Linked DNA regions of Homo sapiens: region 2 is linked to region 1. The links are chromatin contacts, found by Hi-C in ENCODE. All regions are on one chromosome and are shown on one strand. The core of a region is the stretch at or near the end of the contact, and the rest is flanking DNA. Distances in the headings are between cores, read along the strand shown. Region 1 overlaps SCFD2 (sec1 family domain containing 2). Region 2 overlaps LNX1 (ligand of numb-protein X 1).

Region 1 (4,377 bases), core at 1,115-3,614:
CCCATGCAGGAAGCACTAGAATACAGAGAAAACAGCTCCATGGAGAGGGTGGCCTCATTCTCCTCTTAAAACCTACAGCTGATGCCTCTGCATTAGCCAATCCCATCCAGAAACCATAGGGCAAGAGAGCCTACTGGTGCAGTCCATGTAGAATGACACCCCCCCTTCCCCTCTCCCTCCCCACCCTGGCACAGAGCATCATGGAGAAGCATGGAGAAGGCAGAATAATGAGCACAATGGGAAAGATGAAGCAAAAGGAGAAGAAACTAAAATGTGCTTGAGAGAAAGAAAACTATTCTAAGACTTAGTTTTTAAACTTATCATATTCATTTGCTCTCCCTAACGTCCAATAAATAACAACAACAACAAAACTCTTTACAATGTTGGAAGGACACTGTAGCTATGTAAACTTGCTCAGTGAGGTGGGGAAGAGAAAGGGTAAAAAGTCAGCCAGGGTCAGGGAATGGAGAGGTGCATGTATAAAACGCTCTTCAAAATAATGAAAGCTTTCTAGAGAAAAAAAAGCACAAATCTACAAAACTGTTGAACTTGAATGCTTAGCCAGGTTTTCAGAGAAAAGCTATAGAATCCAGCTGCTATTATTTTAATGGGCATGAACTGAAACTTAATAGAATGTGACTGGCCTCAAAGTTCAATAGAAGTACTTTCCAATTGTCTATAATCTCACTATCATGCAGAACGATCTGCTTGATTCAGCCAAAACTTAAATGAGTTTCTTCTATGTACTTTTCTCTTTTGATGGTGCAGAAGAGATGTGTGATCCTGACAGAACAATCTAAAGCCTGATGTGGAGATCTGGGTCTTAACAACCCCTCTAAAAGCACTGTGGGGACTCTAATGGCTTTCCTTTGGATGGTCAGCCACACCTCCCAACTACCTTTGACGAACTTGCCATCTTCCATAAATGACTGTAAATTCCTACTACTTGCAAACTATTAGTCCTCTCTCACTATCAGCCCCTTTATTATTTTCGTCCAGTATTGATTGGCTCTAGAAGTAATAAATTTCACAGTGTTGGTAGCGCTTCCTCTGTCATGGATTAACTTCCTTCCAGGGACCTTAATAATCTTAGAGTCCTATCTTCCCAGAAGCATTTTCCAAAGTCCTCATAGGCACTAAATAAACAAAGGATTACATGGTCAAATGAGTTTGGTAAATACTGGTTGAGAACCACAAAGTTAAATAAGTTTTCCTTAAGAACAACCTTTTGAGATCTTTTAATATCAAATGTAAAGGGAGAATCTACTGGAAGAACACATGGTATGCAGAGATTTTCAAACTTACTTGGCTAAAGAATACCTTTTTTTAGCAAGCACCTTGTAGGACAGATGTGCCGCTGAACATATTCTGGAATCTGGATTACAAAAGAAGAAACTGGAGTCAAAGTCTTCACAAATGATTATGGCTTTCCCTTCGTTCTCGTAATTCTGAGACTTAGTGCTGACCTTATATATAACCTCCATTTATAGACACACATAGTCTCAACCTCCATTTCTACAGACTGAAGGATCCTAACCTTCTTGTTTTTTCACTATTATGGCATCTGAGCTCTCCCACTATCACCCCCTGCTTCCCTTTATCATTTTAATTGCATTTCTCAGAACCCTGTCCAATTTGAAGCTATCTTTCTGGAGGAACAAGTTTGGAAGCAGCACACACATTCCAGGTGGGAACATGGATGGCCCTGTAAACACCTTCAGTCTGGTTTCCTGTAGCTTTCCCAAAACCCCTTGCATTTCACTGGCCTGCTGGCCTACCGGAGCTCTGTGCTCACTATACTTTCTCGGGCTGCACTGAGAGCTTGGAGCACATCACCTTCTAAGTCAAGGGCTTGTTTCATTTCCTCTCTGAGATTAGATTAGAGACCATCTTATTCTACCTCATATCCTCCACAGCATCCAGCCTCCCACATGATAACTGAGTCCTCAAAAGTCTTGCATTTGTTTTGCTGAGTTGATATTTTAGAAGTTTCTTCCCGAGTTATTATCTTGCTCTGGCCTCAAAGAAAACATATTCAACACATTTCTATAGCTTTACAAGATCTTGTTTATTCCTGACAGCTTCGCAATTACTCTACATTTACAGGTACTTTCTTCGAATTACTTAAAACTATTTTCTATGAACTGTTTCTTAGGGCTTTGTACTGCTTCTTCAAGATACGACAAAAATTTATATTCAAAACGTGACTTTTACACAATAGTAAATACATTGGCAATGACAAGAACAGTCTAGCAAACAGGTTTGTGCTTTTAGAGGCAGACACGCTAAGTTCTGCTGAATGTCAAGGCTGACTTGGGAATCCAGCTGCTTCTTACACTATAGCAATGAGGACAGAACATTCTTGGCGGAAATCCCTGTCCTTGTGGGCAAGCTGCCTTTAAACTAGACCTCCCAGTACCTGGCACAGTTCTGGGCTCACAGTAGATACTCAATAAACTTTTCTGAAACGAATAAATCATTGAATAAAGGATGAATAAGTGAACAAAGAAACATTTTGGAAGAGAAACATCTTAGGTATGGTATTGGTCACCTCTCTCAAGTGAAAGTTTTCATTCCTTTTGCTTCTTTTCCCATTTTGGGGCCGGGCTGGGGGGCGCGGTCCAGCCTCTCCAACATATGTCTTTACACTCTCAGGACGTTCCTCAGATCCCAAATACATAGCAGCAGGTAGTGTAATCAGTTATGTCCTTAGAATGGTGACAATTTAAAATTTCTGCACCTCTTTTGTTCCAGAAAATTCATGCCTTAAAAGACCAACGGCAAACTCTTCAAAATGCCTTCAGGAAATAAAGGTGACATTTGTTTCTATAGCGTACCTTGAAAAAGCATCCAGTTCAAACACTGTTCCAAAGCACTAGCTATGTCTGATTTCATATTTTACATTTGGACTTTATTTTCCCCCTAAAAAAGGCAGACATCAGAATATTATGTTTGCCAACTCATGAAACAATTGTTACTATTCTGTATTCTTTCTATGAGGATAGTATTATGAGGCTGTGCTCATAATAAAACCTTCATCCTAAATCTCTGTGCACCTTATGAATTTCACTGCATCTTTGCTTTTTTTTCCCCCCCAAAGAAGTCATTCAGGTTCCTTTAATAATACCAGTAAATAGCTCCAGCCTTCCACAGCTGCAGAGGTTTACTGTCCTGAGAGATTTTTCAGTGTTACAATTCATGCTTCCAATCAAAACAGTGACAGAGTTGACAGGATTTAGTGAGAAGAAGGACTTGATTAGGAACCAGGACACTACTGAGCAAATATTAAACAACTACAGGGAATTTCTAATATGCAGTGTTCTCTCTGTTCACAACAAAAACAAGCCAGAAACAATTTCCTGTGCTGCAGCTAAGTGAAATGGAAGTTTGTTTTTAAGGTTCCTTGTAGTGTGTTGTGTACATTTCAGCAAAGCCGATTTCACCTATGAGAGGCACTGGCTCCTTAAATAACTCCATTCTTCTCATTTCAAATAGAAACCAGCTGCACTTCTAAACTGTAACAAGAACACCTATCCAGGAGGTCAAAGCTGGAAGACACCTCACTGTGAAACGCTTCAAGCTTCTTTATCTGGGTTACAAGTTTGGTCTGCAGTGAATTGTCAGTGACAACCTGTGGCCTGGAATTTAATTCCTTGATGCCTTCATAACATTATTATTTCTTCCTCTCTAGAGGATAAACAAGTACATAATATACTATGAATTGGAGGCTGAAACCGACATTGATTGTGGGGAGAGGAAAAGGTTCTGGGAACACAAATCTGGGGATTTTTCATTGAGAATAAGTAATTTTGAAAAACCAGGTTTTAGGCTTTTTTTTTTTTTTTTTTAATAGCTTAACTCCTTCTATGGGTTAATTTGAGAGGACTCCATCCCCCTACTCCCTGCCCCACAAATTTCCAAAAACAACAGCAAGAAAGATCCTGGCAGAAGTCAAAGGGTCAATGGATCCTAAATAGTTTTCAGGTTCAAGTATGCACCATCAACAATGAGAAAAGCCCAGCCGTGTTATAATGACTCACCCCTTGACAAGAGATTCCAAACCGTGAAATCGAACAACTGCATATTTAGCCCTACGAATTGCATGGCTTACAAGTCACAGAGGGGTAAATTTGAAATAGGGAAAGGCTGGGATACCTTATTAGCATAAAATCTCTCTCTCTCTTTCTCTCTCTCTCTCTCTCTCTCACACACACACACACACACACAAAAGGCAGGGAAGTGGAGGCAGAGGCTGCACTGTGATCCTGGTCAAATAGGTTGGTCCTCTGTGAAGTGCCCATAATTCCAGAAGAACCCAGGGCTGGCTATTTGGTCCGAGGGGCCACTCTCATGGCCTGTTTGAAATAGTTCTCCTAA
Region 2 (4,377 bases), core at 736-3,235, 530 kb after region 1:
TTAACATGTATGTATACACAAGTCTCTAAATACCAGGACTGCTGTTACCCAAAACCCACACTATCAAAGATATTGCTCGCTTCATATTTTCAAAGTCAGCTTTTGGAGGACAGGGACAATGGTTTCTTGTAATCTGCTGAGGGAGTCAACCCCAGTGAGGCTGTTCCTTCTCTGTAACCAGCTGCAATTAGGATTTCTACTGTCCTTGCATGGGGCATCCATGGCAAAGGTTGACTTGGCCATGTGGTTAGAACTGGAAATTCAGTATTTTCAGTATTTTCAGTTGCTCCAGTTGTTTTTGCTCGGGCTACTAATCAATACCAAATCTAGTGCTATCTGAATAAAATAAGATGGCATAGCAACTACCCCATTCTTGCTAACAACTCCAAATGACAACATGGTGGCTCACATCTGTAATCCCAGCACTTTGAGAGTCTGAGGCTGGCAGATTGCTTGAGCTCAGGAGTTTGAGACCAGTCTAGACAACATGGCAAAACCCTGTCTCTAAAAAAAAATACAAAAATTAGCCAGGCATGGGGGCGTGCACCTGTAGTCCCAGCCACTCGGGGGGCTTAGGAGAGAGGATGGCTTGAGCCCGAGTGGTTGAGGCTGCAGTAAGTCATGACTCCGCCACTGCACTCCAGCCTGAGTGAGAGTGAGACCCTGTCCCCGCCTCCCCAGAAAAGATAGTGAGGCTTTACTTGAGTGTGCTCCAACTCAACCTCAAGGTGCCATGCCACCTTGTAAGAAAGCTTGTTAAAAATAAGTGTTATTAGCCTGGCTGACATGGTGAAACCCCGTCTCTACTGAAAATACAAAAAATTAGCTGGGCATGGTGGTGGGTGCCTGTAATCCCAGCTACTCGGGAGGCTGAGACAGAAGAATTGCTTGAACCCAGGAGGGGGAGGTTGCAGCGAGCCGAGATTGCGCCACTGCACTCCAGCCTGGGCAACAAGCAAAGCTCTGTCTCAAAAAACAAAAAACAAAAAACAAAAAAACCCCCCTGTTATTATTATAAACAGAGCTACAGACTGTGTAGACATCGACACAGTGCTGATTTAAGTATCCTCACTTATTGGGGTCAAACATTTGTCTTTAGTAAAATAAGGGCACTGTATTTGATTCTAAAAATAAATGGCAGGAGAGCTGGGAATGGTGGCTGACGCCTGTAATCCCAGCACTTTGGGAGGCTGAGACGGGCGGATCACTTGAGGTCAGGAGCTCAAGACTAGCCTGGCCAACATGGTGAAACCCTGTCTCTTCTAAAAATACAAAAATTAGTTGGGTATGTTGGTGCTTGCCTGTAATCCCAGCTACCTGGGAGGCTGAGGCAGGAGAATCCCTTGAACCTGGGCGGCAGAGCTTGCAGTGAGCCGAGACCACGCCACTGCACTCCAGCCTGGGTGACAGAGCGAGACTCTAACTCAAAAAAAAAAGAAAAAAAAAAAAGAAAGAAAAGAAAAGAAAGAAAGAAATGGCAGGAATGCGTTCTGTGATTTCAGGATTCTCTAGTGAGTGGGTGGAGGTAACAACCAAGTTAGGATACCATTAGCAACTGAATCAACTTCAGCAAATGGCTCTCTAAAACTACACTGACTTGGCAAGATCATGTCAAAAAAAAGAGGTTGGGCTGAAAAAAATTATTTCTCTAAGGAAAAGTGTGAACAATTAGTGCCAAACTATTCACATAGTGGAAAGTTCCATGCTTTTGGAAGATGACACACTTGGTAGTTTCTAAGACTGATCTAATCAGCACATTTCATATATATTTTTTTTCTAAAAGAGACTTAGAGTTCATGATTCTTTTAGTGTAGATTCTAACCATTTATATCAAATGGAAAAAGCAGGGATCTATTCAGTTGTGTGTCAAATTCTTAGGATCACTGAATAGTTCTGACTTGAGACAAGAACAATATAAGGCCAAGAAAACGGACTGTTTCAATTAAGCTCAGCAGAAAAAAATACACATGAGCCAAAACAGAACGACTTAATACTTAGCAATCACTTAAAAATTTGTAAGCTCAGTCTGAGTCATTAAAAAAAAGTAGGCCAAGAAGCTTGAAGGAACACAGATTTACAAGTAAAAGAGGCAAACACTAAAATAAAAATGTTTAAACCCTGCAGTGCTAAACTACTTTCAGATAGCTTTGTAATAAGTGAAATTTGGAGAATTATATAAACCCCTCACAGATAAGCTTGGACAAAAAATAGGTGAAGGAATATTTGGCAAACATGAGCATGCATAAATCAGCTGCTCCAGATGACACATGGCCCTGGGGAATAGAATTTGACTAATATGCTTACTGAACAATGGTGCAGTAAAAATGAATAATTATTTCTGAAAAATTACCTTGCACTCAGGGGGATGTCAGAAGACTGGAACAAGGCCAACAACATGTGATAGTGATGCAGAGAGAAAACAGAAGGAAAGGGTAGTGAAAAATTAGTGTATGAGATATGCAATTGTCAGCTTGAAAAATTGGGAATAACTATTAGGAAAGTAAAATTGAGTTTCCAGAAAACCAGGGATAAATAAACAAAGGACAGTTTGCATTTAAATGATCACAGACAAATTCATGAGATTATCTTAAAGATTGTAATACTGTTGTTGTAATTAAGAATACAAAGGGATGGGGTAGGGGGTGGATTGAGCTGAATGCGCAGTGTCTTGGGATTTTATATTCACTGTTAGTCCAAAGAAAGCTGAAAATGATCAGAAATCACAAACTAAGGGGGCATTAAGCCCAGCCATGGGAAGGTGTTTCAAAGAGTGTCCTAACAATCACCATCACATTGATCTGAATCAATACTCTGACTGATGACCTAGGAGCAAGTGTCACAAAATTTATGGATGACACTGAGGTGGGGAATGCCATAGAGGACAGAGGCAAGAGGAGGGAAAAAATAGGTTAGACATGGGTACATCTGCAATTAGAGAAAATCCATGACAAAGACATGAACAGACTGGAGTAATTTAGAAGGCAACACAATTTCGGAATGAGAAAATTCAACATTAATTTACACTGAGTAAGAATAGGGGTCAAGGTGGAGAAGGCCATTGGCATTTGCAATTGCATTTAAATCTGTATTCGGAACACGTGACCCAGAGTGATGTTTAACCCGGTAAGAACCCCCCTCTCCCATCAGGAATAAATCAGGGGGAAAGCAAGTGGAAGTAGAGGGAACTGATGGTCATGAGCCCACCCAGGTGCCAGCTCCTCTAACGTGGTTCTCACTTGCTACTCAGGAATCCTGTGCTGTAGGAATCATTAGCACTTCATAGGTGTGGATTTGGAGTCAGATTGTCCTGTCTGCTACTTTTGTTTTTAAATAGAGATGAGGGTCTCACTATGTTGCTCAGGCTTGTCTCAAACTCCTGAGCTCAAACAATTCTCCTGCCTCAGCCTCCCGAAGTGTTATAATTACAGAAACGAGCCACCACGTCTGTCCTGTGTGCTACTGTTATCCGAAGGTCAGTTGCCCTCATGGCTGGCTCCCTTCCTCACTTCTTTCTGGGTTCTGCTGCTTTCTTGGCAAGGCCTGCTTATGTAGAACAGCATCTCCTTACCTGCTTTATTTATTTCATGCCACTTATTTCCATCTGATGTACTACATGTGTGCTTATTTACTGCCCTCTCACTGGAATATAAGTTTACTGCAGAATCCCCACAGCCTAGAACATGCCTGATATGTCATACACATTTGATAAGTATTTGTTATTAAATTATACTCTTCCCAGGAATGAATGTTTTCTTTATGCTACCTAAGTGTAAACTCTTAATTCATCTACCAGGAGGCTACCTAGCTTGGAAAAGAAGAAAAAAAAATCACACTATACAAAGAAAACGCTGAACAGAGAACTTCCAAGAAGTAGGAAATATCTTGCTCAATTTTTTTTTTCAGAACATTAATTTACTTTCACTGGACAAGGAAAATCTGTTTCTGTAAACCACTATTTTTATTAATAGAAATTCCCTGCCTTTGCTAAATGGTAAACAAATGTTAAGAATTTGAAGGAGGATCACATCACTGGGCTCCTTTGAGATCCATATGCCTCAATTCAACCCTGTCAACCATGCCAAGAAAGAAGAGAGCAGCTTATGTCCAAAGAAACTGGGAAAGAAAAAACAAATCTCCATGATGCTTTCTTTAGATGACACTAAGCAACTGAATGGGGGATTAAAAAACAAAAACAAACAAAAAAACAAAACAATAAAAACACCACCACAGTAAACAAACAGAAAAAACCAAACACACATTGACCTCATCTCTGGGTCTTTTGTAACTGAAGAAACAACACCTGAGTTACATGGAACAAACACTTTATCTTAGTCTTCTTCACCTTCACTGTCCTATTTTTGAACCCTAGACACCACA

What was found. A loop is a pair of places that touch in the nucleus more often than their neighbours do. Pooled maps may share reads with other maps.
Region 2: a map of ascending aorta shows a loop between it and region 1 (3-fold over the local background). The contact joins two enhancer-like sites. A Hi-C loop is called at or near these places in 2 of 168 maps with a recorded cell type or tissue (ascending aorta and endothelial cell of umbilical vein) and 4 of 50 pooled maps.

The regions. Positions count from the first base shown.
Region 1 is chr4:53,008,172-53,012,548 of GRCh38, forward strand. All of the region lies in intron 5 of SCFD2 (sec1 family domain containing 2), which reads right to left. Among named protein-coding and RNA genes, the nearest start is that of SCFD2-AS1, 83 kb to the left of the region's middle. RefSeq lists an enhancer at 1,538-1,777. Within about 2 kb of position 2,365, at least 5 of the 41 ENCODE cell types and tissues checked have a DNase peak (open chromatin) inside an H3K27ac peak, as active enhancers do.
Region 2 is chr4:53,539,711-53,544,087 of GRCh38, forward strand. All of the region lies in intron 2 of LNX1 (ligand of numb-protein X 1), which reads right to left. Among named protein-coding and RNA genes, the nearest start is that of LNX1-AS1, 42 kb to the left of the region's middle. Within about 2 kb of position 1,986, at least 7 of the 41 ENCODE cell types and tissues checked have a DNase peak (open chromatin) inside an H3K27ac peak, as active enhancers do.